Regions from separate parts of the Homo sapiens genome. Here region 2 is linked to region 1. Evidence: chromatin loops called from intact Hi-C (ENCODE). Cell type or tissue: Calu3. All regions are shown on one strand.

The links. Peaks named below come from ENCODE experiments on the same cell type or tissue, not always from the same donor. Only the 100,000 strongest peaks of a DNase experiment are listed, where the experiment ranks them.
Region 2: a loop joins it to region 1, with 2.2 times the contacts of the local background. A loop is called at or near these places in 2 of 110 quality-filtered maps.

The regions. Positions count from the first base shown.
Region 1 is chr5:39,213,872-39,221,871 of GRCh38, reverse strand. It overlaps FYB1 (FYN binding protein 1), which reads left to right and starts at 2,309. Exons shown (of 19, transcript NM_001465.6): 1 at 2,309-2,429. RefSeq lists an enhancer at 732-1,233. In Calu3, a CTCF peak has its summit at 3,926 (motif pointing left); DNase peaks (open chromatin) are centred at 2,271 and 3,891.
Region 2 is chr5:39,421,459-39,429,458 of GRCh38, reverse strand. DAB2 (DAB adaptor protein 2) reads left to right here and starts at 4,479. Exons shown (of 15, transcript NM_001343.4): 1 at 4,479-4,655. In Calu3, a CTCF peak has its summit at 4,344 (motif pointing left); a DNase peak (open chromatin) is centred at 4,278.

The sequences.
Region 1 (8,000 bases):
GCACCACCACCACGCCCAGCTAATTTTTGGATTTTTTAGTAGAAACAGGGTTTCACCATGCTGGCCAAGCTAGTCTCGAACTCCTGACCTCAGGTGACCTACCCTCCTAGGCCTCCCAAAGTGCTGGGATTATAGGCGTGAGCCACCTCACCCAGTGGATTATTTTATTTTGTTTTGGCCATCTGAGAGAGGTTGGCAGAGAGGAGAAGAAAAACAAGTAATCCCAAATTCCAGTTAGGCTTCCTTCATGGCCCAAGATCAACTGTCCCATGTTAGGTAAAGTCTTCCTCAACTCTTCTGCCCCCATGCAGAAGGAATTACATATTCCTGGGTATTTCCAGATGCCTTTATTCATACTTTGAGCTTAATACTCATCACAGTGTGTCATGGTTAGTTATACAGTGTCTATCTCTATAGTGGTTATAATACATGTTTGGTTGCAGCAAAAGAGACACAACATAACACTGATTTTTAAAAGTTAAATGTCTGTCCTCCTGTTCCCTTCTTTATAACCATCTAGCAAAATCCAGTGAAGATGGGGTTGTCTCCTGTGTTGGGGGCCAGGTCCTTCTATCTCCTGGCTCTGTCATGCCTAGAGTATTACCTTAGTCATCACTGGATCAGAAGAGCTCAGGCCCCCACAGCATCCCAGCCAGCTGGGAGGGGAAAGCATGATGGGGCCCTCTTTTAGGACACACCAAGAAGCTACATAGATCCCTTCTGCATAGATCCCATTGACTAAAACTTAACCACATGGCCAAATCTAATGTCAAGAGGGACTAGAAAATGCCTTATCCTGTGTAGCTGTGGGCCAGGTAAAAAGCCAGAGATCTCTTAGGATAGAATAAGCATCCTAAACTTTTGGCAAACTTTTTCTGCAGAGGACTAGATAGTAAATATTTCAGGCCATATACGGTCTCAGCCATGTCATCATCATTGTTGTCATCATCATTGTTACCATCATTGTCTTCTTTTGCTTCTTCTCCCTTTTCTTACAATTCTTAAAAAATGTAAATTCTTAGCCTGAGGTCTGTACAAAACATTCCACAGGCCAGATTTGGCATGCGGGCCATAGTTTGCTGACCCTACTACTCTATAAGAAGGGAAAATCATACGGGGAGGAAAGTGACCATCTCTGGCATAACGTCTGTAAGATTATAAGCCACTGAGTGGAAAATCCTTGTCTTCTCCATCTTTCTAGTCTTGGCCAGTGCTTGACCCACACAGTAAGTGTTTGATGTTTATGAATGAATGAGTAGAAGGAAGGTGGGGGAGGTTAATTTCACAATCACAATTTGTTAAAATCTCATTTAGTCCCAATGGTAGCCTCTGTTTTGGGGGGTTTCTTTTCTTTTCTTGTCTTTTCTTTTCTTTTTTTCTCTTTTCTTTTTTGAGTTTCTTTCTTTCTTTCCTTCTCTTTATTTTTCTTTCTTTCTTTCTTCTTTTTTTTTTTTCCTTCAGACAGGATCTTGCTCTGTTACCCAGGCTGGAGTGCAATGGTGGTGCAATCATAGCTCACTGAAGCCTTGAACTCCTGTGCTCAAGAAATCCTCCCACCTCAGCTTCCCAAATGTCTGGGGCTACAGGCATGCACCATCACACTTGGCTAATTTTTTTTTTATTTTTGTAGAGACAGGGTCTCACCATGTTGTCAAGACTGGTCTTGAACTCCTGGTCTCAAGCAATCCTCCTGCCTCAGCCTTCCAAAGTACCGGGATTACAGGCATGACCCACTACACTCAGCCCCACTGGTGGTCTTTTCACATGGATTATCATCTAAATACTCCATTTCTTCCAGCCTCAAGAATAGTCTAACAGAGAGCCGACAGAGTGAGTCTAGTGGGCTTTCCACACATGAGTGACCACTCTTCAGTTGATATGGTCAAGCACACCACTTTACCTCCTGACCTCAGGTGCAATTAGCTTCCAAATATTCCACATGCTCCAGTGGACCTTTCTAATTGTAAGCATCCCCCTTTGGCCCCCATTGCAGGTGACACTCCTGGGTGTGTGGAAAGATTATGGGTCCAAAGAACTTACAGCTTCTTCCTCTTGAATAAACATGGTGGCAGGCAGGAGAATCTTGTTTTGGTTTTACCCTTTTAAATATCACATGCTTGGTGGGAATGTTAGCAGAAGTATCCAGGCTGAACAGACACTTTTAAGTTCCCCTTTCTCCTCCTTATTACTCAATATCCTGAGGGCATAATAGAACTTTTCTTGTCTAAGTTTGCCTGGTCAGGGGAGGGAGGTGTGGCTCACTCAACCACTGACCGGGACAAAACCCTGCCAGGCATCAGAAAGCTCCGCAGTTCTTGAGTTCCACATGCAGAGCAGATGCGACAGCTAGAAGTGAGTAGGGCCCAGACCCTGGCCCAGGAAGATCCACTAAAGGAGGCCATCCTTCCGCCTTCTTCTGCAGGAGTCAGGTAACAGCTATGCCTAGGTTTCTTCTTTCAAATAAATGTGTAATTTTTTATAGCAGGAAAAAAGCACCACTTCCAAATTCTGGCAGCACAGACTGTGCTAGCTGAATAACTGAAGGAAACGCATGTTCTGTTGGAAAATAGCAAAAGAGATGAACAGGAGACACTAAAACTCAGCCTCATGGTAGCCAAAAGGATGATAAGCAGATAAAAATGTGGCCGGGAACGTGTCTGTCACTTGCTCTTTCGTAACTGGATAAGGCCTCTCATGTGTTCTTGTTGGAACCTCTGGTGCCACTAGCGTTAAATAACGTCTTGCAGTGAAACCAGAAACAAGGTTTTATTGCCAACAGAGCTGGGCACAGATGGTTTATTTCATCCTGGTTCCTAACAAATATGTGTCCATCCTTTTGATGAGAAAGAGTAACTTTCAATTTCCTCCAAACCTGGCAGGAGGTGAGGATTCACATGAGATTTCTACATAGACTAAAGAAAGGGACTATACTGCCATGAATTATGCCTTCTCAGAAGGAATCCTGGCAAACTGGATAAATGATGACAAACAGCTGCAGATCAGCCAAGGAGGCCTTTCAAAGCAACCAGCAACTCCAAATTTTCCTCGGAGCCTTTGGCTGTCTTGTATACATTGCTGATTCTTCTGAAAAATTCACAAGGTCTTTTCCCCCCATTTAACTTGATTTGCAGGGAAGTAATTAATAGAAATGGGCCTCTGACTCTGCCTTCTATTAGCTGTGTGACTTTGGGAGAGCCACTTAACCTCTCTGTGTCTCAGTTTTCTCATCTAAACATGGGGATAATAATAGAACTCATCTCATGGAGTTGTTGAGGGGATAAAACTATATACACTTTTTGAGTACTAATGTAAAATAATAATTAATATTCACCATTTTAAATATTTTTTCATTAAATACAAATAATTCTGCGTGGGAAACAGATGGGCTTATCACCGGAAGGGTGAAGTTGTGGCTGTGATTTTCTGCCCATGCTATGGGAATGCCACCGGAGGTTTTAGGTAGAGTAAAACGTCCCCATGCAATGTGAGATACACACACTTCAAATAGTCCGATACCTTAAGAAATTAATCATAAGTGATAGGTGAGGGGGAGGAGGATAAGGGTGCTCTTTCCAATAAAACCACATGTTTTATGATGTACCATTAAAGGCGATCCTGAATATCAAAGGCGTTATGGTGCACTTAAGGCACCCCGTGGAAAAGTTGACCATCCGTTTCAAAAAGGAAAGGCTAAAAAGGTTTCCATTTCCCTTGAGAAATTATTGTAAAGGTTGAAATCCACACTGCCTGACTGTCATGTCCATTATTTGTTTACTACCATTGGGCTTCAAATTCCCCCCAGCTTCTGCTGGAGTCCAGAGGCTTGGAAGCTCGCAGCAGCTGATTTCTGGTGCAATGCTGCACCTTGCCAAGTTACGGCTGCTTCATAGAGCAATCACACTGACATCTAGTGGTCTAAAGAGTAAGTGCAGGCGGTGGCTTTGAAGCTTTTACCAGCCTCAATGTGCTTTAAAAACCACATTTTCCACCATTTACACAATACGTTAACAAGAGAGAGAGATCAGGGATGTAGAAATGATATTTCATTTGTCTGAGGTGTTACTAGAGGCTGCTCTACAGGAACATTTCTAAAAACAAGAAAGTGAAGAGAGTGAACCGTGGCTCGCTGGCGGGTTTGGGCTGTGGTTCCAGGGGTTGCGGTTAAGACTGTGACTCCAGAATCAAGATCCTGAGCTTGAAGGTGGTCTCTGCCACGCACCAGCTGTGGGCCTTGGGTGAGTTCCTAAATGGTTCCATGACTCAGTTTCTTTATCTGTCAAATGGGGATAACAGTAACGTCTCCATTGACCTGTTTTGAGGTGATCCCTGAAAAGCTCCTAGCACAGCACCTGGCCCAGAAGGCAATCGGGGTTGCCCTCTGTTCTTGTTGTGACTGTTTTTTAAGAGCAAGCTGCTGCAGAAGCTGGCACCCCACAGGTCAGACAGCATAGCGCAGTGGAAAGCTCAGAGGATGAGCAAGGGAGAGACCCAGATTTTAGCCCAACTGTGTGAACCTGGACAGATCCCTTACGCAGTTTCTTTTTTGTAAAATGAAGGACCTTGGTTCGCTAATGTTTAAGGATTTTTTCCTTTCTCAAACGTTGTGTTCTAAACCTTGTACAGGCTTCTAATTGAAATTGTTCTACCTTTAAGGCCCATTTGTCTCCTTTCTTTTTACCAAAGCCCAGGGCCAAGCATGTCCCAGGTGTTTATTATATAGTTGCTGACTGATAAGAAGTGATTGTTGGAATGCTCTCTATTGGTCACTAGGAATAAACCAAGAATGTCTTTGGGCAGGAATGAAAATCCAGTGGGAAGCTCTGGAAGTCAAGGAATATTTCCCCATCAGAAGCTGGTCTGGGGTTTCTCTGATAAATTTGGAAAGCTCAGTGGTTGTCTTGTTTTTCTACCTCTGCTAATCAGCCTCTCTAAACAGATAAGAAACCAGGAAAATCATTTAGCTATATAAATTCAATACATAACCTTGTTAATCACGTTGCTGCAGCCTGCGCCTTGTGAGTTGGTCAGAGCAGTGGATGACTTTGCTTCTAAGTGCAGGTGAAATGCCACCAAATTCACATGCTGCCTGTGACCAATGCCTAACTCAGTCTTTCCAAGCCAGGGATAATCCCAGCTGGGATGTCACCTCTAATATGGCAACAAATGGTGGTGCAGCAAAAAATAATCATGAAACAGTCTTTCTTCCCTTCTTCCTAAACTTCATCCACATAGACTGTTGGATATTTATAGAAATCCAGCACAAACACAGGGAGGGGAACGACACACACTGGGGCCTGTTGCAGGGCAGGGGGAGAGAGAGCATCATGATAAATAGCTAATGCATGTGGGGCCTGATACCTAGGTGATGGGTTGAGAGGTGCAGTAAGCCACCATGGCATGCATTTACCTGTGTAACAAACCTGCACATCCCGCACATGTATCCCAGAAAGAACTTAAAATAAAATTTAAAAACAAATAAACAAAAGAGTGAACAAAGGAGGGAGCTGCGGGTAGAATTTTAACAACATGCATACCACTATTTTTATATTAGAGATTTCTAATATATGCTAATATAAATATATGCAATATTAAAAATCGTATTATACACACACACGAAAAAAGTTTAATTTGGGAGTTTTGTAAGGGCGTGTATTATTTTCCTGTGGTTTCTGTAACAAAGTACCACAAACTAGGCAGCTTACAACAACAGAAATCTATTCTCCCTCAGTTTTGGAGGCCAGAAGTCTAAACTCAAGGTGTCAGTAGAACCATGTTCCCTCTGGAGGCTCTAGGGGAGGATTCGTTTCTGGCCTCTTCCAGCTTCTGGTGGTTCCAGGGATTCCATGGCTTGTGGTTGCATCACTAAAACCTCTACCTCTCTTGTAAAATGGCCCTCTCCTCTTCTGCTGTCTCTTCTTCTCTATCTTATAAGGACACTTGTCATTGGATGTAGTGCTACCTACATAACCCAGAATGATTCCGTTGCATGATCCTTAATTACACCTGCAAAGACCTTTTTTCCAAATAAGGTCACATTCACAGGTTCTGATACATGGGCGTATCTTTTTGGCATATACATGGGCATAATTTATAGACAAGCAACCAACATCTGCATTCCAATCCCATTCACTCGTGCTAAATCAGGGTACCTCCACCAAAAGGTGCCCCAATCCTTGCCACTGAATTTCTGCCACTCTTTTGGTAGTAATTGATCAAGAAAAATGTGAGGATAAGACAGATCCAGGATTCCACTGGTTTTTAATAATGTTTGCTTCTGAATACACCACAGGATGCCACACCCTCCCCCTTGCACCCCTGGCTGGCTGGGCTGGTGAGTCTCCCCAAAGATCCCTGAGAGGAGCACAGCAGGGTGGGTTGGACCACACAGCAAGTGCTGCTTTAAAAAAACTTCCCCCAGGGTGATCCTACCACACAATGTGCTTCTCATCATTTCCCCATCGTCATCGCAATGAAAACCACTCAAAATATTTTTATTTACCCTATCAGTCAAAAAAAAAGTAGTCAGTGAGAGTTGTGTTTATATTTCTCAAATGGATTTTTTATTATTTTATTCATATTAGATGTTTGACATTGATCCACTGTTACATTTAATTTAAATTTATAATTCTTCAAACACCTTTTTTAACATTCTTATTGAATTTTTAATTATGGTAAAATATACATAATATAAAATGTGCCATTTTAACCATTTTTAAGGGTAAAATGTGGCATTACATACATTCGCATTGTTGCGCAAACATTGCCACTATTGATTTCAGGAACGTTTTCTTCTTTCCCAACTGTAACTCTATATCCATTAAACATTAATTGCCTGTTCCCTCCTCCCTCCAGCCCCTGGCAACCACCATTCTACTTTCTGCCTTTATGAATTTGACTACTCTAGGTACATCATATAAGTGAAATCACACAATATTTTTTTTTTGACACAGAATCTCGCTCTGTTGCCCAGACTGGAGTGCAGTGGTGCGATCTTGGCTCACTGCAACCTCCGCCTCCCAGGTTCAGGTGATTATCCTGCCTCAGCCTCCCAAGTAACCTGGGATTACAGGCTTGCACCATCATGCCTGGCTAATTTTTGTATTTTTAGTAGAGATGGGTTTTCACCATGTTGGCCAGGCTGGTCCCAAACTCCTGACCTCAAGTGATCTGCCTGCCTTGGCATCCCAAAATGCTGGGATTACAGGCATGAGCCACAGCACCCAGCCAATACTTGTTGTTTCGTGACTGGCTTATTTCACTTGGCGTAATGTCTTCAAGGTTTCTCCTTGAATGTCAGAATTTCCTTCCTTTTTAAGACTGAATAACATTCCATTGTATTATAAACCTCATTTTGTTTATCCCTCTATCTGTCAACAGACACTTGGTTTGCTTCCACCTTTTGGTATTGTAAATTATGCTACTATAAACATGGGATCTACCCATATCTGCTCAAGTCCCTGCTTTCAGTTCTTTTGGGTATACACCAGAAGTGGAATTGTTGGATCATTTGGTCATTCTATGCTTAATTTTTTGAATAACCACCATACTGTTTTCTATAGCAGCTGTACCATTTTATGTTCCCACCAGCAGTGCACAAGCATTCAATTTCCCCAAATCCTGTCCAACACTCGTTATTTTCTGCTTTTTTTAAATTATAGCCATTCAAATGGATGTGAAGTAGTATCTCATTTTGGTTTACATTTTTAACTAAAAGAAAATTCTGTCTAGAAATAATAGATGACTCTCTCTGTGGTACTTTCTTTTGAAAACCATTTAGTATGTAGAAAAGCATAACACAGGAAAGGGTTTTGGTGTGTTTCATTTTTTGTTGTTCTTTGAACTAACGAAAGATGTTAACACTTTTTTCACTTTTTCATTCAGACGAAGTTGTTATATATAAATGCATTGTTATCAATCTGATTTTTGCCATGGGACTTCCCAAATTATAACTTCTTTCTCCCGTAGTATCTGTTTATGCCCCTCTTCAACCACCCCTGGTA
Region 2 (8,000 bases), 210 kb before region 1:
AGCCCAGGAATTTACTCTAGTAGCCAACTTCCGGGATGACTGTCGTAAATACTACAATTTGAGAACTATTGCTCTGGAGGCTGAATTAAGCAATGAGCATACTGATGAATACTCACTTTTGAAAAGCCTAAAGGTAGACCTCCATGAAAACTATTCGTAGGATTTCCTTTCTTCCTTTCCTTATCTTAAAATGATATAATCTTTTTGAAAAAAAACCCACAAACCTGCGTGTATATCATTTCACTTCAATGCATAAATGTGACCTATACCTGCATAAAGACTATTTTCAGTTTTTTCCTTTTTGCATGGCTCCCACCCCTTTTCTCTGCCCTTGTCTCCACCAGGCCCCTAGTAATCTGTACTGCAACCTCCTTGATAATCCTTCATATATACCCACAAACATATATACCCAAATATATATAAATAGGTGTTGCTTTTTATATTACTAAAATAGAAACATCTTTTCCATGCTTTTCTGTACCTTGCTTTTCTCACTCAAAAAAACCTAAAGGAATATTCCCATGTCACAAAATTTGACTCTAATTTATTCCTTTGAATGGTTACATATGACTTCACAGTATGGATAAGTCATAACATACTCAGTCATTCTCCATTGACAGGCATATTTTGTCCTAGCTTCCTGCTGCTATAAATGATACAATTAACAACCTTGGGGGCAGGGAGTGGTGGCTCATGCCTGTAATCCCGGCAATTTGGGAGGCCGAGGCGGGTGGATCATGAGACCAGCCTGGCTAAGATGGTGAAACCCCGTCTCTACTAAAAATACAAATACAAAAATTAACTGGGCATGGTGGTGGGCACCTGTAATCCCAGCTACTCGGGAGGCTGAGGCAGAGAATTGCTTGAACCCGGGAGGCGGAGGTTGCACTGAGCCGAGATCTTGCCACTGCACTCTAGCCTGGGCCACAGAGCAAGACTCCATCTCAGAAAAATAAAAAAAAAAAAATCCTTGCATATTATACATGTGCTTTATTTCTAGTGGATAGATTCTTACTCCTAGGATAGAGAAGTGTATGTGTTTGCTACAATAACAATTAATATTAGTAATTCCTGCAGGGTTTTATGTATTTTCATTTTTGATAACTCCTGCTAGGTTTCTTTCCAAGTAAGACAGTATTTATTTGAATGGTAATTTTTATGGGTATTTACTTGCCTTTCACAATTTCTCATTATAAAAATTTATATTGATAAGTGAGGTGTAATTAGTTATATACATTTATATTATTGAATTTTAAATGTTCTTCATTTTACAAGTACCAATTTTTCCAAGTACCCTAGTAGTCTACCACCTGAGTTTCATTAAAATTGCACAAAACAGAAAAATACATATTAGTTCTGAGATGCTATAGGGGTATAAGCAAGAAAACAAAACACAAACAGGCTGCCTTCTATGAAACTATCTTCCAAATATTTTAGATCAGAAGATGGACAGGTAGATGGATAGACAGAGATATGAAAAAAAACCTCCAGTATTTGTTTTGACTTGCCAGCCACCAAATCTGGTAGGGTCAGTTTTTCTGTAATGTTAAATATGCAGGACTGGTCAAGGTCAAAGAACATTTTCTGGGAACAATAGCCATTCTCTTCATTGTTTTTTTAATGACATGGAGAAGGAAAAAAAAAAAAGGAGAGAGAGAGAGATGTGACCTTACTAGGTCCACTTCAACAAATCCTTGTTTGATTTTAACATCTCTAAGTGTCCAGCAAGGCATCAAAGGCACACAGGCAGTTTACCTTACAGCCAGTTCCAAAGTGCCATTTACAATTCAGGAGAAATGACAGGCTTCAAAAGGGGCAGTTTAAGGAAGACAAGAGCAGTAGAGAGGGGGATAGAAGAAGTGATGGAGAAGGAGGAGAGAAAGGATAAAGGATTAGGTCTGTGAGCTAACAGAGGAAAACAGCTTAATTATGGAAGAAAAGACACATGCATAGGATAGGTCGAACAGGCAGAGTTGCTGTGGAAGCACATTCCAGGAAAATCTTAAGAGATTACTTTAATAATAAACCATGCATTCTTCAGCAAGCCATCACGGGATTAACTACCCCTTTCCTAGGCTGGGAGCACAGTCATTTGTTTTATTTTATTTTTTCCTTCTCTCTCACAGGCAGGTTTTCTGCAACGGACAATTGCCATTCAAAGACTATTGTTTTTCAAACATTGAACTGACTTTTCCTCCCCTTAATTTTCTAAACATAAATTTCAGTGGTGATAAGAAAAGACCATTATTTAGGCAGGGTAAATATCTGGGTGGGCTTTGGCGTGATTCTCCAGAGGGAAAGATGTTCATTTTAGACTTGTTGAAAAGTGAACAACTTAGATGAGACAGAGACAATGTTTCACGAGGGATAAAAAGAGTTAAATTTCTTTTCTTTTTTTTTCTTAATGTGAGCAGGACATTGAATTACTGCCAGAAGCAATATCGGTGCCCTAGAGATATAAAAATACAGTTCAAACCAGAATTCTCCACTGTCGACTCTTCAGATTTCTGTGCAAAATAAGAGGTGTCTATTTTAAGTTGTAAGTGTGAGCCCACTGCTCTTAAATGAACTGTTTTCATCAAAGTCTTCTCTTGAAACTACAACTCATAGCAGATGAAATCATTTTCTTCCTCTGGCTTCTTAGACAAATCCCTTCCATTTGGTGGGGTAGAGCAAACATAAGTTAGTATTTCTTGGTAAGAGTCTTTCAAAAAAAAAAAAAATAGAATTGAGTGAGCACTTCTTAGTCTAGAAAATATTACATATTGAGGTTAAAAGAGACACCCATGTCTTTCTAATTATCAAAGTCTCTATTTGCCTGAAGTCAGCAGCCCTTTTTCCAGCTACCTAGCCAATAGAAATGAAACTGGACTTCTAGATTTTAGAAACAAAGCCTTGTGTTCTAAAATGTACTAGAATTACATTTCTCTGCATAAATGTTATAAATAGAATACTATCCTAGGACTAAAATTTGTATACTTCCTGTCATTCACACAAAGTCATTTTTTAAAATAGCAAATTACCTCTGAGGAATATTGAAAACTGCCAGCATGGCCCTCCCTGCCTCCACACCCCTAGGTGTGTCAGGGGATGAGAAATAGTAGAGGCTGGGGAAGTAGAATTCTGGGCCAGCTGTGCTGCTCTGCACCCCTCAGTCTCCCCGAACAACGGTTGTTTCAAGCCTGACCTACTTGAGAGCAGACATTGCCACTCACATTGAGCTACCCCAAATTACACAGTGGCTTTGCAGTCGAGGCTAGGCACGGACCACAAAATATATCCTTGATGTCCCACGAGCCCTATTTGAACCCTCAGTTTCCAGAGGTAAAATGCAAATCCACTGTGTTGCTTACTCGATAAAATCAATAACCCCCTCCCATCCGAGATACAATTTAGCATTTTCACATTTACTACGTGCTGCCTCTGACTTTAAACAATTAAATTTTTTTCTTAAAAAAAGGGAAAAGAGACACGTCTTTCACAAGAGTAATTTCAGAATTCTCCAAAAAGCAACAGAGCTTCTGTGGATGTTTTACAATAATTCTTGATTTTAAAATATGGAGAAAATGAATTCTCAGCTTGTTAACACTCATTAGGATTTGCTGCGGAGTACCTTCTACCGCTCAGCACTCTACGTTAACATTTTTAAATATTTTATTTCTTGCAGTTCATGTTTTTCCTAGAGTTATAGGAAGTGCTATGGAAATTCATGCAGATAAAGTCATGTTATGTGTCTACATATAGGTGTATATACACTGTAAGGGAAGCCTGTATAGAATCTCTGATTGTATCAGAATTATAACTTATTTGATAGGCTACATAGACGTGAACATGTTTTGCTCATATCGATTTCAGAGAGAATATTATTTTTATATCCATATATATGATTATATTTCATAGGTAAATACAGTATGTTTCACATATGCACACATAGATTTCCCACTAACTTAAGCGCATTTGCATCTGCAATGAGGGAGACACTAATTTCTTCTAAGGGGAGCAAATCCAATCGCGCGATCAACTTTAGAAACTGCAGATCTGCGCAGGAACCGTTGTCCCTTGTCAGAAAAGTCAGGAGTAAAGGCAGTCCTTTGTTCAAAGGGCCCCAACGGGTTGGTTAGGATGACTCCGTGTGCCACATCACTCGCAGTGGCAATCCAGGGAACGGATCTGTGAAACGAAGCTCGGTGGATCCCACCCCTTTCCTCCAGAGCTTCCCTTTCCTGTCCTTATTTGCACCCGCCCCCCGCCCGCGTCGGTCTGGGGCTTTTGACTTCTCCCCGAACACATTTCCCCTCCCGTCGCTGGGTCCCTGCGATCGCCCCCAGCTGGTGGGGCTCGCGGAGCTCAGGGGAGCGGGGTCCTCTGCGCCGCTGCAGCGCGAGTTAATAAACAGTTAAGTTTGGAAGACTCTGCAGACACGTTGAGGGGGAGTTACCAAGCCCAGGCAGCAAAAACATCCTGGCACATTCCTGGGGAGTCCTCAGCTGCCAGCATCTGATTAGAACCATATCTCTCGCCGGGAGTGGCCGCGCGGCTCCGAAGCTCCCGGCCGGCGGCTATTTAAGCGAGGCCCGCCGCATCCGCTGCGCTGTAGCCTGGAGGCTCCGGGCGCGGGGAAGTCATGCTCGCTTCACGGAGGCAATAGCTAGCCGGTGAGTAGCTTCGAAACCCTTCTTCCCTCTGGCTCCATTTTTTTTTTAAAGATCTCCTTCTCTCCTTTGCTCCCCCTCTCTCACCCCCCCGCCCCCCGCTACCCTTCTTTGAGTACAGACCTTGGGCTGTGGGGAATCTTAGAAATGAGACCCTGTGCTTGGGGAAACCAGCAGTTTTGTGGCCTGACATCTGAGGAATGCTTCCGCGGAATGTATTTACCTTTCGAATCCGACTCCAGATGCCCAGCTTGTGACATTTAACAAACGCCTCCTTTTGTGTCGTGTGTGTGTGTGTGTGTGTGTGTGTGTGTGTGTGTGTGTGTGTGTGTGTGTAAAAGGTCTGCGGGCAGCCCTCCTAGGACACTGAGGTGGCTGCTGACCGCCTAATTAACTCCTCGAAGGGTGTTTATTTTTGCTGTGTGACAAAGGCTGGGGACCTGGCTTGTGCCCATAAGGAGCTTTTTCCTGGTGACTGACAACATATGGCATTAAAATGTGAACTTTTGTCTTACACCGGCATTCCTAAGGAAGTATCTACCCAAGGGACTTAAGAAACTTGTTTTATATCCCCCGGCGCAGGGAGCATGGTTTATATGGTGCTTGCCTGCCTGTTGTAAGCTGGTTAAAAAGATTAAGTAAGAATTCTAAAAAAGGGGGGAAAAATGAATGGGTTAAAACCGTGGAGCCTCAGTCAACATAGCGGTTTTCATAGCATAGAGCTGACTCTGTTATTTGTTTCTGCTGTCTTTCCCTCTTGACTTAATTCTGAGCCTGGAATTCTGGTCCGCAGACAGTTTCAGCAGGGAGCTGAGTCCAAAGGGAAATTCAACTGGATTAAAAACACTTAAGGAATCTGGGTGTTATCTCCACCCCAACCACCCCCCACCTTTTCCCCTTTCTTTTTAGTTTTTGTTTGGAAGGAAGAGAGCCGCTCTGTAAACCGAGAAGAGCAGAAACAAGCTTCCAGACACATGGAAAGACTTAAAAATTATGGAGGGGCGACTTCACGAATAGTAAATGTTGCTATTGCTCTATAAAGTGACTTCATGAAAAAATTTCTGGCCTTAGTCAGGCAAAGCAGGGGCATGGGGGAGAAGGAGGTAAGATATAACTAATGCAAACAGAAGTAATGGGAGTGGAAAGCAGGCATCTACAAAAAATGCCTTTGAGATGTCTGATAAGCCTCTTGGAATGGCTTTGATGAGATGTATACTTGATTGTCCTTACAGTCTTGAGGTTGGCTTCTCACACAAAAGCACCTACTGGCTGTTGGGGAGGAGGGAGCTTGCAGCTACCAAATGGCTTGTCACCATGCTTCTTACCCCAGCAGCCAGACTTTGGGAGGCTACTTTTCTCTGAGCCAGGTGCCCCGCCCACTCCAGGTTCTGTGTCTCCCCTCTTGGAAGGGAGATGGCCCTCAGTGACACTGTAAGAAAGTTTATTGCCTTGAGAATTCGGGAGTATTTGAGTACAATGGGAAAGTCTTCTAGAGAAAGCATGAAGAAGACCTAGTGGTCTTTGCCAATGTGGATTTCTGGGACAGACCACTTCTTCCAAATCCTTAGTCAGTTTCCTCCTAAGGCCAACTAAATTCTTTTTCCTGTTGTTGGTGAATAACTTCCCCCTTCTTTTCCCACTCCCAGCTGGAAGGATCCCTTCTCATCCAAATGACTGACCTAGAAACCAGTCATTTTTCAGCTATGCCCTCCTATGCTTTAATGTATAACCAGAATAAGTAGATGGTAGAGGAATGTCTTCCAACTTTGAGCCCATACACGTATGTATTTGCCATTCTGGGGATCTTTGATCTTGATGGTTGATCTTTACCTGAGGATGTAAGTGAGGGAAGAAAGCACTTGTTACAAACCTTGTCTAATTTGTGAAGGGCAAACTCCAGAGTTTGTGTTTCTGCTAAAGACTTTTATAGTTTCAGATTAAACTGGAAGTCCAAATTCCTGTGCATTAGGCCTGTTTGTTGTCTTTCTCCAAAGGTTGAATGGATTTCACTGGCCTTGTTTGGGTTGAAGGGTACGGCTTTTAAGGCACTTGTTGGCATGAAGGTAGTACAGGGACCTCTGGCAGCTGCTGACCAGCTGTTTGGGGATGATATTTACTGGCCTGCTCAACCAGGCCTCGATTATCTGAAGGTTAAGGGAGCAGGAAGATATCTTCCTTGCTGAGTGCTCCTGGCCAAGCAGGAGGCTTTGCTGTGACATAGGCTCTTATGCTGCTTCATTTCTAACTCTACCCTCATATGTCCATAAACCTAAGTTTGCTACCACTGATATTTCATCTGGATAATTTTGAAGGCTCTGCGTGTTTCTCTTCCTCATTCTTTTGACCTGAGGATTTAATTATTGCTCTTCTTAAAGACAAAGCCAAGATGCTGAAATGCTTGGGAAAGCTGCTGAGAGTGAGCCCTCCTGGGGTTTGAAGTTGTCCTAATGCTCATCAGAACATACCTCCCCAGCTGGAAAGATTCGAAAGCTTACTGGCCAGGAAGGTTTAGGTAACTAACCAAACACATAAGGTTTTTTACCCTTTAGACAGAACCAGAATGGGAACCAGATTGGCAATATGAAACACCTGAGTAACAGGATGTGGTATTTTAAAATTCTCCCTGGCACTGCTATGTAATTCCAAAGTTGAAGCTGTGCCGCTGAATTGCACAAAGGTTGGCCAAAATCATATTTAGGTGAAACAGATTTTTGTTTTGTTTTGTTTTGTTTTGTTTGAGACAGAGTCTCCCTCTGTTGCCCATGCTGGAGTACACTGGCATGAACTTGACCCACTGCAGCCTCTGCCTCCTGGGTTCAAGAGATTCTGTGACCTCAGTCTCCTGATTAGTTGGGATTAGAGGTACCCGCCACCATACCTGGATAATATTTTTTTTTTTTTTTTGTAGTAGTAGTAGAGACGGGGTTTCACCATGTTGGCCAGGCTGGTCTCGAACTCCTGACCTCAAGTGATCCACCCACCTCGGCCTCCCAAAGTGCTGGAATTACAGGCATGAGCCCACCACACCCGGCCAGATGAATCAGATTTAACACCAGATATGTGTCTTTAAAGGAGACCCAACTCATAATATCAGCATATCCTGACTGGATTAACTGGTGGAAATCAGAAGGAAAGCAGACTCCTCAGTCTTTACTTAAAGACAGAAAACAAGCAAATTCCTGGTTAGGGGAACAAATGATGACTGGTACGGACACAGAGGGCTAACATTCAACACTGGCTGCCTCCAACAGGGCACAATTGGATAGTAGTTGAGAACTACCTTCTGAAGTACCATTTCCTGGGTTCAAATCTTAGCTACAGGGTTGCAGGTTACATGGCCTTGGGCAC